2 separate regions of the Homo sapiens genome follow, and region 2 is linked to region 1. The links are chromatin contacts, found by Hi-C or POLR2A ChIA-PET in ENCODE. All regions are on one chromosome and are shown on one strand. The core of a region is the stretch at or near the end of the contact, and the rest is flanking DNA. Distances in the headings are between cores, read along the strand shown. Region 1 overlaps ARHGAP24 (Rho GTPase activating protein 24). Region 2 holds the start of LOC124900728 (a long non-coding RNA gene).

What was found. A loop is a pair of places that touch in the nucleus more often than their neighbours do. ChIA-PET counts read pairs that join two places held with the same protein, here RNA polymerase II (POLR2A). Pooled maps may share reads with other maps.
Region 2: a loop to region 1 is called in a map with no recorded cell type, with 5 times the contacts of the local background. The contact joins two enhancer-like sites. A Hi-C loop is called at or near these places in 13 of 37 single-sample maps with no recorded cell type and 5 of 50 pooled maps. POLR2A ChIA-PET finds 5 or more read pairs at or near these places in 3 of 52 experiments (B cell, WTC11 and activated B cell).

What each region holds. Positions count from the first base shown.
Region 1 is chr4:85,552,246-85,558,883 of GRCh38, forward strand. All of the region lies in intron 1 of ARHGAP24 (Rho GTPase activating protein 24), which reads left to right. Among named protein-coding and RNA genes, the nearest start is that of ARHGAP24, 80 kb to the left of the region's middle. RefSeq lists enhancers at 2,969-3,018, 5,071-5,470. Within about 2 kb of position 5,171, at least 2 of the 41 ENCODE cell types and tissues checked have a DNase peak (open chromatin) inside an H3K27ac peak, as active enhancers do; they include B cell, where a contact is called at or near this core.
Region 2 is chr4:85,720,520-85,727,354 of GRCh38, forward strand. It overlaps ARHGAP24 (Rho GTPase activating protein 24), which reads left to right. Exons shown (of 10, transcript NM_001025616.3): 3 at 1,366-1,453. It overlaps LOC124900728 (a long non-coding RNA gene), which reads left to right and starts at 1,471. Exons shown (of 2, transcript XR_007058169.1): 1 at 1,471-2,493; 2 at 2,599-4,125. It overlaps MIR4451 (microRNA 4451), which reads left to right and starts at 1,949; the gene lies at 1,949-2,014. Within about 2 kb of position 5,357, at least 17 of the 41 ENCODE cell types and tissues checked have a DNase peak (open chromatin) inside an H3K27ac peak, as active enhancers do; they include B cell, where a contact is called at or near this core.

The DNA.
Region 1 (6,638 bases), core at 3,921-6,420:
AATTTCATGATTTTTGCCTTAATTTCATTGATTAACCAAAGGTCATTCAGGAGCAGGTTGTTGAAATTCCATGTAATTATATGGTTTTGAGTGATTTTCTTAGTATTGATTTCTATTTTTGTTGAGCTGTGGTCTGAGAGAGTGGTTGGTATGATTTCAGTTTTTTTGAATTTGTTGATTGTTTTATGTCCAATTGTGTGGTTGATTGTAGAGTCCATGCCATGTTGTGATGAGAAGAATGTATATTCTGTTGTTTTTGAGTGGAGAGTTCTGTAGATTTGTTAGGTCCATTTGGTCAAGTGTTGAGTTCAAGTCCTGAATATTTTTGTTAACTTTGTGCCTCTATGATCTGTCTAATACCATCAGTGGGGTATTGACATCTCCCGTGATTATTGTGTAGAAATCTTACTCTCTTTGTAGGTATCTAAGAACTTTCTCTATGAGTCTTGGTGCTCCTGTGTCAAGTGCATACATATATTTAGGATAGTCAGGTATTATTGAATTGAATACTTTACTATTATGTCAGTCCCTTCTTTGTCTTTTTAAAAAATCTTTTTTGGTTTAAAGTCTGTTTTACTAAAATTAGGATAGCAACCGCTGCTTGGTAGATTTTTCTCTATCCCTTTACTTTGAGCCTATGGATGTCATTGTGTGTCCAGAATTAGTTCCTTCTGGTGCATTCTTGGTCTCGCTGGTCTCGCTGACTTCAAGAATGAAGCCGCAGACCCTTGCAGCGAGTGTTACAGTTCATAAAGGTGGTGTGTCCAGAGTTGCTCATTCCTCCCGGTGGATTTGTTGTCTCACTAGCTTCAGGAGTGAAGCTGCAGACCTTCGCAGTGAGCATTACAGTTCATAAAGGCAGTGCATCCAGAGTTGTTCATTCCTCCCAGTGGGTTTGTGGTCTCGCTGGCTTCAGGAGTGAAGCTGCAGACATTCTCGGTGAGTGTTACAGCTCATAAAGGTAGTGTGGACCCAAACAGTGAGCAGCAGCAAGAGTTACTGTGAAGAGTGAAAGAACAAAGCTTACACAGCAGGGAAGGGGACCCGCAGTGGGTTGCCGCTACTGGCTCAGGTGGCCTGCTTTTATTCCCTTATTTGGCCCCACCCACATCCTGCTGATTTGTCCATTTTACAGAGAGCTGATTGGTCCATTTTACATAGTGCTGATTGGTCCGTTTTACAGAGTGCTGATTGGTCTGTTTTACAGAGTGCTGATTGGTGCATTTACAAACCTTTAGCTAGACACAGAGCGCTGATTGGTGCATTTACAATCCTTTAGCTAGATAGAAAAGTTCTCCAAGTCCCCTACCGGATTAGCTAGACACAGAGCACTGATTGGTGCATTTACAAACCTTTAGCTAGACACAGAGCACTGATTGGTGAATTTACAATCCTTTGGCTAGACAGAAAAGTGGTCCAAGTCCCCAGCCGACCCAGAAGCCCAGCTGGCTTCACCTCTCAATTGCATGTGAGATGAGTCTCTAGAAGACAGCATACCATTGGGTCTTGCTTCTTTATCCAGCTTGCTACTCTGTGCCTTTTAATTGGTGCCATTGAGCCCATTTACATCCAGCATTAATATTGGTATGTGGAGATTTGATCCTGTCATGGTGTTGGTAAATGGTTATTATGTAGACTTGTTTTTGTGGTTGTCTTATATTCTCAGTGGTCAGTTTACTTAAGTGTGTTTTTGTAGTGGTGCATAACATTCTTTCTTGTCCATATTTAGCACTCCTTACAGAACCTTTTGTAAGGCATGTCCAGGGTTAATGGATTCCATCACCATTTGCTTGTCTTACTTCTCCTTTGCTTATGATGCTTAGTTTGGCTAGATATAAAATTATTGGTTGCAAATTCTTTTCTTTAAAAATGCTGAATATAAGCCTTCAATCTCTTCTGGTTTGTGGAGTTTCCGCTGAAAGGTTTGCTGTTAGTTTGATGGGTTTCACTTTTTAGGTCACCTATGCCTTCTCTCTAGCTGCCTTTAACATTTTTTCTTTCATTTTGACCTGGGAGACTCTGATGATTCTGTATCTTGAGGATGGTCTTCTTGTGTAATATCTCATAGAAATTCTCTGCATTTCCTGATTTTGAACATTGGCATCTCTAGCGAGGTTAAGGAAGTTTTCATGGATAATATCTTAAAATATGTTTTCCAAATTGCCTGTTATCTCCTCATATCTTTCAAGGACACTGGTGAATTATAGATTTGGTCTCTTTACATAATCCCATATTTCTCGTTTTTATTCTTTATTTTTTATTTTTGTTCAAGTTAGTTTAGAGAACCAGTCTTTGAGCTGTGAGATTTTTCCTCAGCTTGATTTATTCTGCTGTTAATGCTTGTGATTGCATTATGAAATTATTGTAGTGTGTTTTTCAGCTCTATCAGATCAGTTTGGTTCTTTTTATTTTTATTATTATTATTTTTTCTTCTTAGATGGAGTCTCACTCTGTCACCCAGGCTGGAGTGTTTGTAGTGCAGTGGTGCTATCTTGGCCCACTGCAAGCTCCACCTCCCGGGTTCACGCCATTCTCCTGCCTCAGCCTCCTGAGTAGCTGGGACTACAGGTGCCCGCTATCACGCCCAGCTGATTTTTTTTTTTTTTTTGTATTTTTAGTAGAGATGGGGTTTCACTGTGTTAGCCAGGATGTTCTCAATCTCCTGACCTCGTGATCTGCCCACCTCAGCCTCCCAAAGTGTTGGGATTACAGGCATGAGCCACCGCACCCAGCCAGTTCTTTCTTATAGTGGCTATTTCATCTAACTGCTCCTGTATCATATTTTATTGTAATCCTTAGAATTCTTGGATTGGGTTTTGACTTTCTCCTGAATCTTGATGCTCTTCGTTCCTATCCATATTCTGATTTGTATTTCTTTCATTTCAGTCTTTTCATCCTGGTTAAGAATTCCTGCTGTGAAACTAGTGCAGTTGTTGAGGAAATCAGACACTCTGGCTTTTTGAGTTGCCAGAGTTCTTGTGCTGGTTCTTTCTCATCTGTGTGGGGTGATTCAATGCAGCTGCCACACCCCACCATGTGCTTTAGTTTGAGTACAGTCAGTTGACTTCTTTTCAGGATGTTTTTGGAGGGTTGAGGCTTTGTGCAGGAACTTTATTTGTGGCTGAGTTCTTGTCCTTGGTTTCACAGTGTGGGCAGAAGGTGGCCTATATTAGCAAAGTATTTTTGTTGTTGAAGTTTGGGTTGTGATCAAGTAGGTGGTGCTTAAGCATAATGACCAGTAGGTAGGCTCTTGCTTAGTCACTTCACTGCTTTGTATTTCCTCATGACTGCGATATGCTCCCTCTCTGTGCTCTAAGAGTGTGGAATCCTCTCCCACTCAAGTCCTGGCTATAGCTCTTGGCTTGGCACTTCTTGGCTGCACACTGCAGCCCTGGGTGAGCTCAGGCTTTATGTTCCTTTCTAGCTGGGAGGCAGCAGGAGAAGGGACCTTGCCATGGGTAGGGACATGTGGAAGAGGGCCTTTCACTTGTCTCTCAGGTTTCCATATCAGAAAATGGCAGAGCCACTCCCAGTTGGGGCTATCAGCCTGGGGTGGGGTGGCTGCATTGTGGACTCAAGCCAGGGGGCCCTGCATATTGATGAGCAGAGAGGCCAGGTGGCTCATGGGGGGAAACTGACTGGCTTCTTCTTTTTAGGACAGCAGTGGCTGTCCTAAAGGAGGTGTGGTTAAATCACTGAGAGTCTTTGCTCCTTTTCCAGTCTGAGGGCAGCAAGGACAGTACCACTGCAATGGCAGTGGCAGAGGGGCTTTTGGTTGCCTCTGGAAGCTTCATCTCAAGAGAAACACAGAGCAACTGCTACTGGGAATGTTCAGCTGGTGGGTGGGGGTGACTGCAACTGCTGGCCCAAGCTTGGGGCCCGACTGGGTGAAGAGTGGGGGTTTGAGGGCTCACAGAGAGGAGAGCCTGAGCTTCTCTCTATATAATAACTGTGGTGTGCTAGAAGTATGAGTAAAACCCTCAGGTTCTTTATTTCTTCCCCAGACTGAGGGCATCAGGTACAGAGAGGCTGTTGGTTGCCTCTGGGATCACCTCCCCAGGGAAACACAAAGCCATTAGCAATGGGAATTCTCAGTTGCGGGTGGAGGAGCTCTTCAGTGATCTTGAGGCAAGACCCCTGCCTGGTGAAGAGTGGGGTGTGGGAGCTCGCTGGAAAGAGACTGGGCTCCTCTCCATATGATAGCTGCAGCTTGCTGGAGGTTTCAGCATAGCAACCAGGCCCTTTGTTCCTTCCCCAGCCCGAGGACAGTCAGGGCAGTACTGCTGCAACTGCAATGTCATACATGCTCTGGGTTGTCTCTGGGGTTTCCTCCTCAGAGAAATGCAGAGCCACCACTGACTAAAGTGTTCAGGTGGGGGCAGGTTAATCATATTGGGGGCCCAGGTCAACAGGCACTGCCGAGTGAAGGGTAGGGGAGGTGGGGACGCATGTGGAAAACAGTCTGGCTGCTTTTCTGTAAGGTGGCTGCACTGTGCTGGGCATCTCCATAGGTCTCCAACCACTCCACTCCCTCCTGAGCCTGAGGGCAATAGGAGCAAGGGCTGCAGGACAGCAAAAATGGTGCCCTGCCTCCCTCTAGGAGCTCTATCCCAGGAAAGTGTAGAGCTGCTACCATTCTGAGAGCCCAGGAGGGGGTCACTAAAGTCCCAGGTTTGGAGGCCCTGCCCAGTGAGCAGTAGCAGAGGTGGAGACCTATGTGGAACACAGTCTTGTCCCTTTTCCATAAGGCAGCTCTGCCGGGGGTCTGGGAGAGTCCCGAGTCACTGCACACCCTCTGGAGCCTGAGAGCAACAGGAGGGTGGGTTGCAGAGAAACAAAAATGGCAGGCTACCTCTCCCTCTGGGAGCTCTGTCCCAGGGAATTGCAGAGCTGCTCCCTGCCCAAGAACTCAGGTGGGGCTGGGGTGGCCTCACCAGCACCCCAGGCCAATGGGCCTTATCCTGCAAGGTGCAGTGGAGGCATGGCTTGCAGTCCATCACTGCTCAGCTGTGGATTTGGTTCCTTTCCTGCAGGCATGTGAGGGAGGCTGACCTTCCCCATTGCTGGACCTGCAGCCACTGGTGCCAGGGTGCCTGAGGATCCAAGGCTCCCAGGACTCCATGTGTGCTTGAGCAGGGCTCTGCCCAGACTCCCACGTAGTTCTCTGTGTTGGTCTGGAGGCCGCAGCAGGGGAGTTTGCGGGGATTTCCTGAGCAGAAGTGGTAGAAGTGTGGGTCCCTGAGGACTCTCACTTACTCACTGTTTCCCCAGTGTGGTGACTCCCCTGGCTCTGGGCCACTCCAGGTGGGCAGTTTTCCTGTCTCACTCTTCTCTGTTCTCTGTGGGTCATGCTGTTTCCCTGATGAATCCCAATGTGTTCACCTGGATGTTCCGGTTGAAGAGCTAGTGTCAACCCACCACTCTTTATTCTCTCCGTGAAAGCAGTGCACACTGGCTGCTGCTAGTCAGCCATCTTGGCCTCCATGTAGAAATATTTCTGTAATCATTTCCTAGCTTCCAGGTATCCTGGCATTTTCCCTGTGGATCTCCCAATTCCTCTGGTCACAGAAGACTACATATTCTTAGTGATGTCTTTTGATGAGCACATATTTTTTATCTTTAATGAAGTGTACATTATAATTTTTATGCTATTACTTTATCCTTTCTAAGTGAATCATTCCCTTTCCTCAGGTTACAAATGTATTTGGGTTCTCTCTCCATTCCTCTCTCACACCAGCTTGTCTCTGCATAGCGTCATTTTACAAATGGCTTTGCTAAAAGGGAAGATGAATGCCGCCAACCTCAGATGCTCATCCTTTCAGTGTCTTCCCTATCCTAAGGGAAGACTCTACTTGGCACTGTCTGAGTCACATGTCCATTTCCTGGGCCAGTCACTGTTGCTAGGGAGCTCAGGTTCTATGAGCAACTAAGTTCAAGCCCATCCCTTTAGCAAAGGGATGGTGGCATCAACGAGAAAAACATGGGATGAGGGAGAGGGGAGTCCTCAGAGACAGGCTCTTGGATACTTCAAATAACATATGTGCCACCAAACTTCTTAATTTTAAAAAATTATGTTTTATGTAGAAGATTTATTTCTCTTTCTCTAAACTGCTAATTAAATGTATTCAGGTGCAGTAAAGCTACATTTCTGTTTAGCATATCTAAAACTAAAGTGTGAAATAATCAGATATTTTGAAGTGCTAAAATATGTTCAAATTATATGTGAATAGCAGTACTTCATCAAAGATCACAGTTTAACACATCAAAGTCTACCATAATATGAATGATGCTATTATTTTCACTTTGACAAAAGTTTTTCCCTACCTTCCTCAGATTCTAAAAAAAAAAAAGTTGTGTTGTCCATACCTCCATATAAGAAACCACTGGGAGAGCAACTGTGGTTTAGTGATTAGCACAAGATTTATATACTTAGAAAGCCTAATCATTTTGCTAGGCTTTAGAGCAAGCCTGACGATGTTCCACCCACAGGATTAATTGACAAAAATGAGTGGTCCTTATTGGAAATCATTAAGTACCTCGGGGTTTTCATTTGAAGGAGAAAATTGGAGAGTTCATTGTAGACAAATGACTATCTCCATCAAAGTTACCCACTTGTAAAATATTTTCTTTGAAGTGTA
Region 2 (6,835 bases), core at 4,107-6,606, 170 kb after region 1:
GACATCTTTGAGATAAGTGGAAATGTCAAATAAGCTTTTGAATGTATCTGAAGCTCAGAGTGTCCTAGATTAGAAATATTACTCCGATATTCATTGGCTTACAGTTGGTTATTGAAATCATAGGCCTGGATGAGATAGCCTGGAGAAAGAGAGTACTAGAGTCAGAAGAGAAGAAATTATTGGATAAATCTTTTTAAAAACTCTAATATTTAAAGGTCAATTAGAGTCAGCAAAAGACATTCAGACAACAGAGAAATTAGGGAAAAACCTAGAGAAAACAAAGAAACAAAGGAAAGAAGGTGCTTCAAGGAAAGAGTGGTCAATAGTGATGAACACTTCTAGAAAGTCAAGTCACTGAAAAGTGAACATTATCAAACACGCAGCTTGTGAGTCATGTAAGTGGAATGCTGGGTGCATCAACCAGGCTGCAGTGGGTACAGTGAAGAAATAGATTCAGTATAGACAGTAGGCAAACAAAAAAATAGAATAGCGGGAAGTCAAAGTACTTTTTTTAATGACACAGACTTTTAAGTATATCTCAGCACTGAATGAAATGATCCACTAAAGAGAGAAATTTAAAGATAGAGAAAGGATAGCTGGGCGTGGTGGCTCATGCCTGTAATCCCAGCATTTTGGGAAGCCGAGGCAGGTGGATCACCTAAGGTCAGGAGTTCGAGACTAGCCTGGCCAACATGGTGAAACCCCATCTCTACTGAAAATACAAAAATTGGCCGGGTGTGCTGGCAGATGCCTGTAATCCCAGCTACTCAGGAGGCTGAGGCAGTGGAATTCTTGAACCCGGAAGGCAGAGGTTGCAGCGAGCCAAGATCATGCCATTACAATCCCACCTGGGTGACAAGAGCAAAACTCCATCTCAAAAAACAAACAAAAAAAAAAAAGAAAAGGAAAAGAAAGAAAAGGAAAGAAAGAGAAGAGAGAAGAGATAATCAAGAGAAGGCTTATCACAACTATGTCTAAGTCTACCTTGTTTTCACAGCTATAAAATGGGGAAAAGAATATCTACCTCATAAGATTATACTACCAATTAAATAATATGGTGCGGGTAGAATGCTTAGTAAAATTTCTGGCACACAGAATGTGTTTAATAAATTGGTGCTTAAGATGAATCTAGCAGCTAACATACATATTAGTCTTATACATATTAGATGCTCAACAAGTATTCGTTAAATCTTGAGTGAACATGATTCTGGCACATAATTTTTGATTATTGGGAATATAAAAGATTCTGATGCATCTTACTGTATACTGGGTTATAGCTACACCTTGGATATTCACTGATTATAATGATGATATATGATGTTTGCTCTCTGATGATGTTGATGTTTTGGGTATTTGTTTTCACAGGGTACTATTTTTCTGCCTGGAAATAAAGTTTCTGAGCATCCCTGCAATGAAGAGAACCCAGGGAAGTTCCTTTTTGAAGTAGTTCCAGGTAAGATATTTTCCTAGTCTGATTAAATTATTGTCATCCTGTGTTGGTAAAGGTGAAGATGGGTCAGACAGGTTTCATTCTTTTTTGAATCATGACTGAGAACCTTAATTTGAGGCTTGGTTAGTGTTGACGCAGATAATGACTGCAGGTTTATATACTAGTACAAATGAATGCACTCACACACACATACTCTGACCACATAACTACTGGATTTTCATTTGTCCATGAGACTCCATAGTTGACCACAAGTCATGATACAGTATTTGTTCAGGACTATTGGAGATGAATTTGATTTTACAGCGCTCTTGTGATGTGAAATTTGACAAGGGGTTATAGGTTGAATGCTTTGCCCAGTGGAATCACTGACATATTTCCTCACAAAATTGTATCTTCAAGGAGGTTTTGCAAAAAACAAAAAAAAAAACAAAAAACAAACAAACAAAAAAAAACAACTCTTACTACTTAATACTTGTAATACTGACCAAGTATTACAGTTCTGTACCTCAGCTTTGCTCCCAACCAACCACTTCCACATGTTTTGCTGGTAGAGCTGAGGACAGCTCTGCCAAGACATCAAATCCCTCAGTTAAACTTTTGAAACATCCTTTCGTTTTTCCTAGTCATCTGTATTCATTCCTCTTAGTGAACCTGATCTCCACTAAAGTCTTTGACTAACCCAGCAACAATTCCTCCAAGGCCATGTTGTCTACCTCTTTGATCAATTCTTCAACTTTTCCTTATCCCTCAATGTAAGAAAAAGGGAGGTAGGAATCTGGCTCCGGTTGACCGTTTGTGTAATATTGATATTGATTTGATCACAGTCTAGGGTGGATGTGAATTTATTTGGGTAAGTAATGTGGAGTTCTTATCAATAATGCAGTCAATAAAATGTATTTTTCCTATATTTATATTAAATGCTGGGAATCTAAAATGGAAAAGCATATTTTCCCCTCGATGAAAACAGCTGTGGCACTAAGTTCATCTGGCTCATGATGGAATCCATGACTAAATGTGAATTAATGCAGCTGAAGTGCAGAAAGGTTAGTCAGATGCAATGTGTTATTTGTTTCCCTCCAGGGAGAACATATTTTAAGAAACCTGAATCTTATTTGCCTTATTAAAATCCTTTTATTCTTACTTCTTAGTGGAATACCCTGTATAGAACCAGATTCCAGATGTTACAAAGTCTTTGAAGTATCAGTAGAGGAAATGTCTTTTCCGATTTATTCTCAGACAATAGCGCATGTTGGCTTTTAAATCAGCGTGGTATTGAACTGATGGTTGACTCTTTATCTCCAATAATGCTAGAGGTCTACTTTTCCATTCAGTCTGCTAGCTGCAAGGAGGTTTCATCTTTTGGTGAAGAAGTTCTCAAGTAATATAGACGGATATTTTCAATACTGTTTTAGAGAGAGCCATGTCTTCAAGACCAGGAAGTAACAGATAAAACCTCTTCTCCAACATTGCTATTCTAAATCATCTGTTTCACATGCAGTGCGTATGACATAATGGCTTTTGATGAACAAAGCCTAAGAAGTTTAAGACTGTGTAATATGGAATATGAAGGTTGTCCTTTCAAACAAATTTATAGGAAATTCAAGCTTGCTTCTGTAATTATGGACTTAAATATAGTATGTGAGTAGATCATTTGAAAAGATGCTTCCTGAATTATTAATACAGTATGTAATAGCTGCTAAATTAGGTTTTATAATTCTAAATCATCTTACGGAGTGTGAAGAGAAGTGTTCCAAATGTATCTTTGAAGACAGAGCTGGAAAGACAAAGCACTACATTGAGAATCCAGTGTCTGTGTCATTCATCCTGGTCACTGGGGCTTTACTGGTGTGCCCTTGACATCAGGATGGCATTTCTAGGCAAATGCTTTTGTACTTCTGTGATAATGTGGGATCTGTATCAGGTTATTTTCATCAATATTTGCATTATTGGGGTTATTTAGGGATAACATAACAATTACTTTATCTTTGCAAATGGGAATGACAAGATAATATTTTTCAATTTTTTCAATGGTGTAATTGTTTAACATGATAATTTGGGATGTTACAACAGAGTGTTTTTATTTGTCAGAATGCATAGGAGGCAGCAAGGATTGCAGAAATGTGGTTGGTAATGTGTATAGAACCCTCGGCAGGCCGTGGGCCTACCTGGCAGCAGATCCTCATAAAGCATATTTATTCTAGATTGGCTTTCTCTATAAAATTCTTTCAATTGCCACTTCTGAAAATCTATCATAAAGATGATGCTTACAAACCCAACAAGTGTCTATCTTTACGGATAGCTAACTCAAGCCTAACTCTCCAGAGTTTATGAGTGAGTAGGAGAGGATTACATATTTTAATTTCATCTGCCCATAATGATTTCCAACAAAACTAACAAAAGCCTCTAGCAAGCTCTTTGCCATATATTTTAGCACTATATGCATACGTACACATTTGTGTGTGTGTTACGAATACAGTTTATCCATATGTGCACTGTATGTCCTTATAATTTTTCCATGTGTGTATATATATATATATATATATATATATATATATATATAGGAATTTTTATTTTGTTTTATTTTTGCTTTTGCTTTATGCTGAAATATCCCATGAAACCAAGGAAAATCATATTAAAAAAACAAGAATTTTCAATAAAATTGAGCGTCTCAGGTCTTTGTGTATTACTTATTTATATTTGTTTACAAATTATATTTGTATGCATATTTTAGGCTTTTGTAAAAACCTATCTGAAAATAAATCTACCATGTTTTAGGGTTGATTTCCTATAGATTCATTATCCTATGAAATGAATTATCTCTCTGAATAATGCCATGAGTTATAGATTTTTCGCTCCAAATTTTTCCTATTTCTCTACTTGTTATTCAAAGGGATATCAGCCAAATTGGCAAATTTGAAGTCTTCTCTTTCAGACATGCCAAATTTTAGACTGAAGTGAACTATTATGGCCAAAGTCCAAGCTTTTGGGAAATGTGGTTGAGAAAGAAAGATTGGCAAATCTTTAATGAACAGTTCTTGAAGAAAGAACATGCAGTTGGTTTCTGCTTCTCTAAATGTGTTCTAGTTGAATTTTCCTTGAAATGTTTTAAAAAAATAAAGAGTAGTTATTGGAATAATGATGCCTTAGCTTTCTTAGGAAAGAAGTTTCTCAGAGAAAAAAATAAAATGACAAAGAAACAGACAAGAAATAGGCAAAACAAGACAAAGGAGGACTATATGTATCTCCATATATTTAGAAACCACATCTTTCTTGCTTTTTACTGTATACCTAACACCTGGAAATAGCACAGTATAACATATGGTGCTAAACAAATATTTCTTGAAGTGCATATATTTACCAGGCTTATGGAAGAATCTCAGTCATATGAAACTGCCCCCACTCTGCTATGTTGAACTATTTCCTGTTGCATAGGACCTTTTCTCCCCTGTTCCCGCAAAGACCTCTTTGTCACTCTAGTGGCAAAAGTGAAGAGAAACTCCTTACATGTTTCCTTTCCTACTTTTCTGCCTTCCTTTCTGATGATGAGACCAAGAGACGGATGGAAGAAGGTAGAGATCTTCCTACACAGATGATACTGCTGGGGCATAGCCCCTTCACACTGACTGGTCGTTACAGACTTTCCTCTCTAAAGGCTGAATCTTTCACAGATGCATTTGTGGATTTTTCAGGGTCTCTGGAATTAGAAATCCACTTCACATGCTAGTATTCTCCCAGCATTGGGATAGTCCTGTTGGATGGGATACAGCGAAAGGCCTCAAAGGCCAGCTGCTTGCTTTGTGTTTATTCAGCAACTAGGAAACTCATGTACCCTGGCCTGCAACGTAAGGGAAATGCAGGCTGTTCCACTGTTGCTGCCTCCTTTGGCTTGTCACTTTCTCCAGGGGTTATCAGCTTCAGTGCCCAGCAAGGTCAGTGGCTTGCCAAGCTTCAGAGGCCATCATGAGTCCCTGACTTAGAGAAGGAGTGAGTCACTGTTCTAACACACATCAAAATTTACCAGCAATACTCTTGTTCTGATAGTTGGGAGAATTCCTAGTCCTCCCCCTCAAAAACCAGTGCTGATTTTGAAAACTGCTTCCTCCAAGTAGCACTTCCTCTTTTCTAGTTTCCCCCTCAAAACAGTCAGGGCCATTTGGGTTCTCAGAAGTGCAATGCTTTCTCTCAGTAAACCTGGCAGAGAAGTGGCTAGGTGCAATTTCCATCGGTCTTTTCAGCTTAGAATGTGGAGTTTTAGCCTCTTTTGGGGGGTGGGGGGTGGACCTTAGCTGCAGTTCCTGGATAATGGGGATAAAACGTTTTATTTACATCTATCTATAATCTTAGATTGGATTCCAGGAAACACGCTGATGGAGAATGACATTAGATTGTCATGGGAAAGGTTCTCCGAAGATATTTTTTCTGCAAGAAAGTGAGGAAAGCAGGATGCGACAGGAACACCTGCCCTGCAACGCTGTAGCAACTGAAGTCTTAGCTGATCCAGTGGGGTCCCCTGAGGCGGTGATCCCTCTCAAGTTTGCTTCAAACTGAGGGGCTGGGGCTTTGTTTCCTCTTGCTAACTAGTCATTGATTGGGAGCAGGAAGACAGATAAACTTGGGTGAAGCTGTTCCTGCTGCGTTGTAGAACAATTCCCATGAGAATCTCTTTGTGCCTTCAGCAACCAATATACCAGTCTTTGGGATCTAGAGAGAGTACTACAGTATCCGTTATAATGTCTGTAGCCTTATCAGTATCTAGACATCTGTATTCCAGGCAATGTTCCAGGCTGTTTGCACGTATCGCTTTATTTAATCCTTACTACAACTCTATGAGGCAAGCAATGTCATTATCTTTATTCTGCAAACGACAGATCTGAGGCACAGAGAAGTAATTTGATCCAGGTTAAAAAGCTAACACTGGGCCAGGCGCTGTGGCTCACGCCTGTAATCCCAAAATTTTGGGAGGCCGAGGTAGGGGTATCACCTGAGGTGATCCTGAGGTTGGGGCTTGGATCCAAGGTGGGGGGATCCTGAGGTTGGGACTTGGAGACCAGCCTGACCAACATGGAGAAACCCCGTTTCAATAGAATATTAAAACACAAAATTAGCTGGGCGTGTTGGTGGGCGCCTATAATCCCAGCTACTCAGGAGGCTGAGGCAGGAGAATCCCTTGAACCCAGGAGGCGGAGGTTGTGGTGAGCAGAGATCTCACCATTGCACTCCAGCCTGGGTGACAGAGTGAGACTCCATCTCAAAAAATAAAGTAAAAAAGGCCTGGAGCCTATTTTCTGAAATATGAGCATGTGAAGTTATTTTTTGAACTGGAATGGATACACTGGTATCTTTCCAGACTCATTCATTAAGAATGAGAATTTTGGCACTTGATAA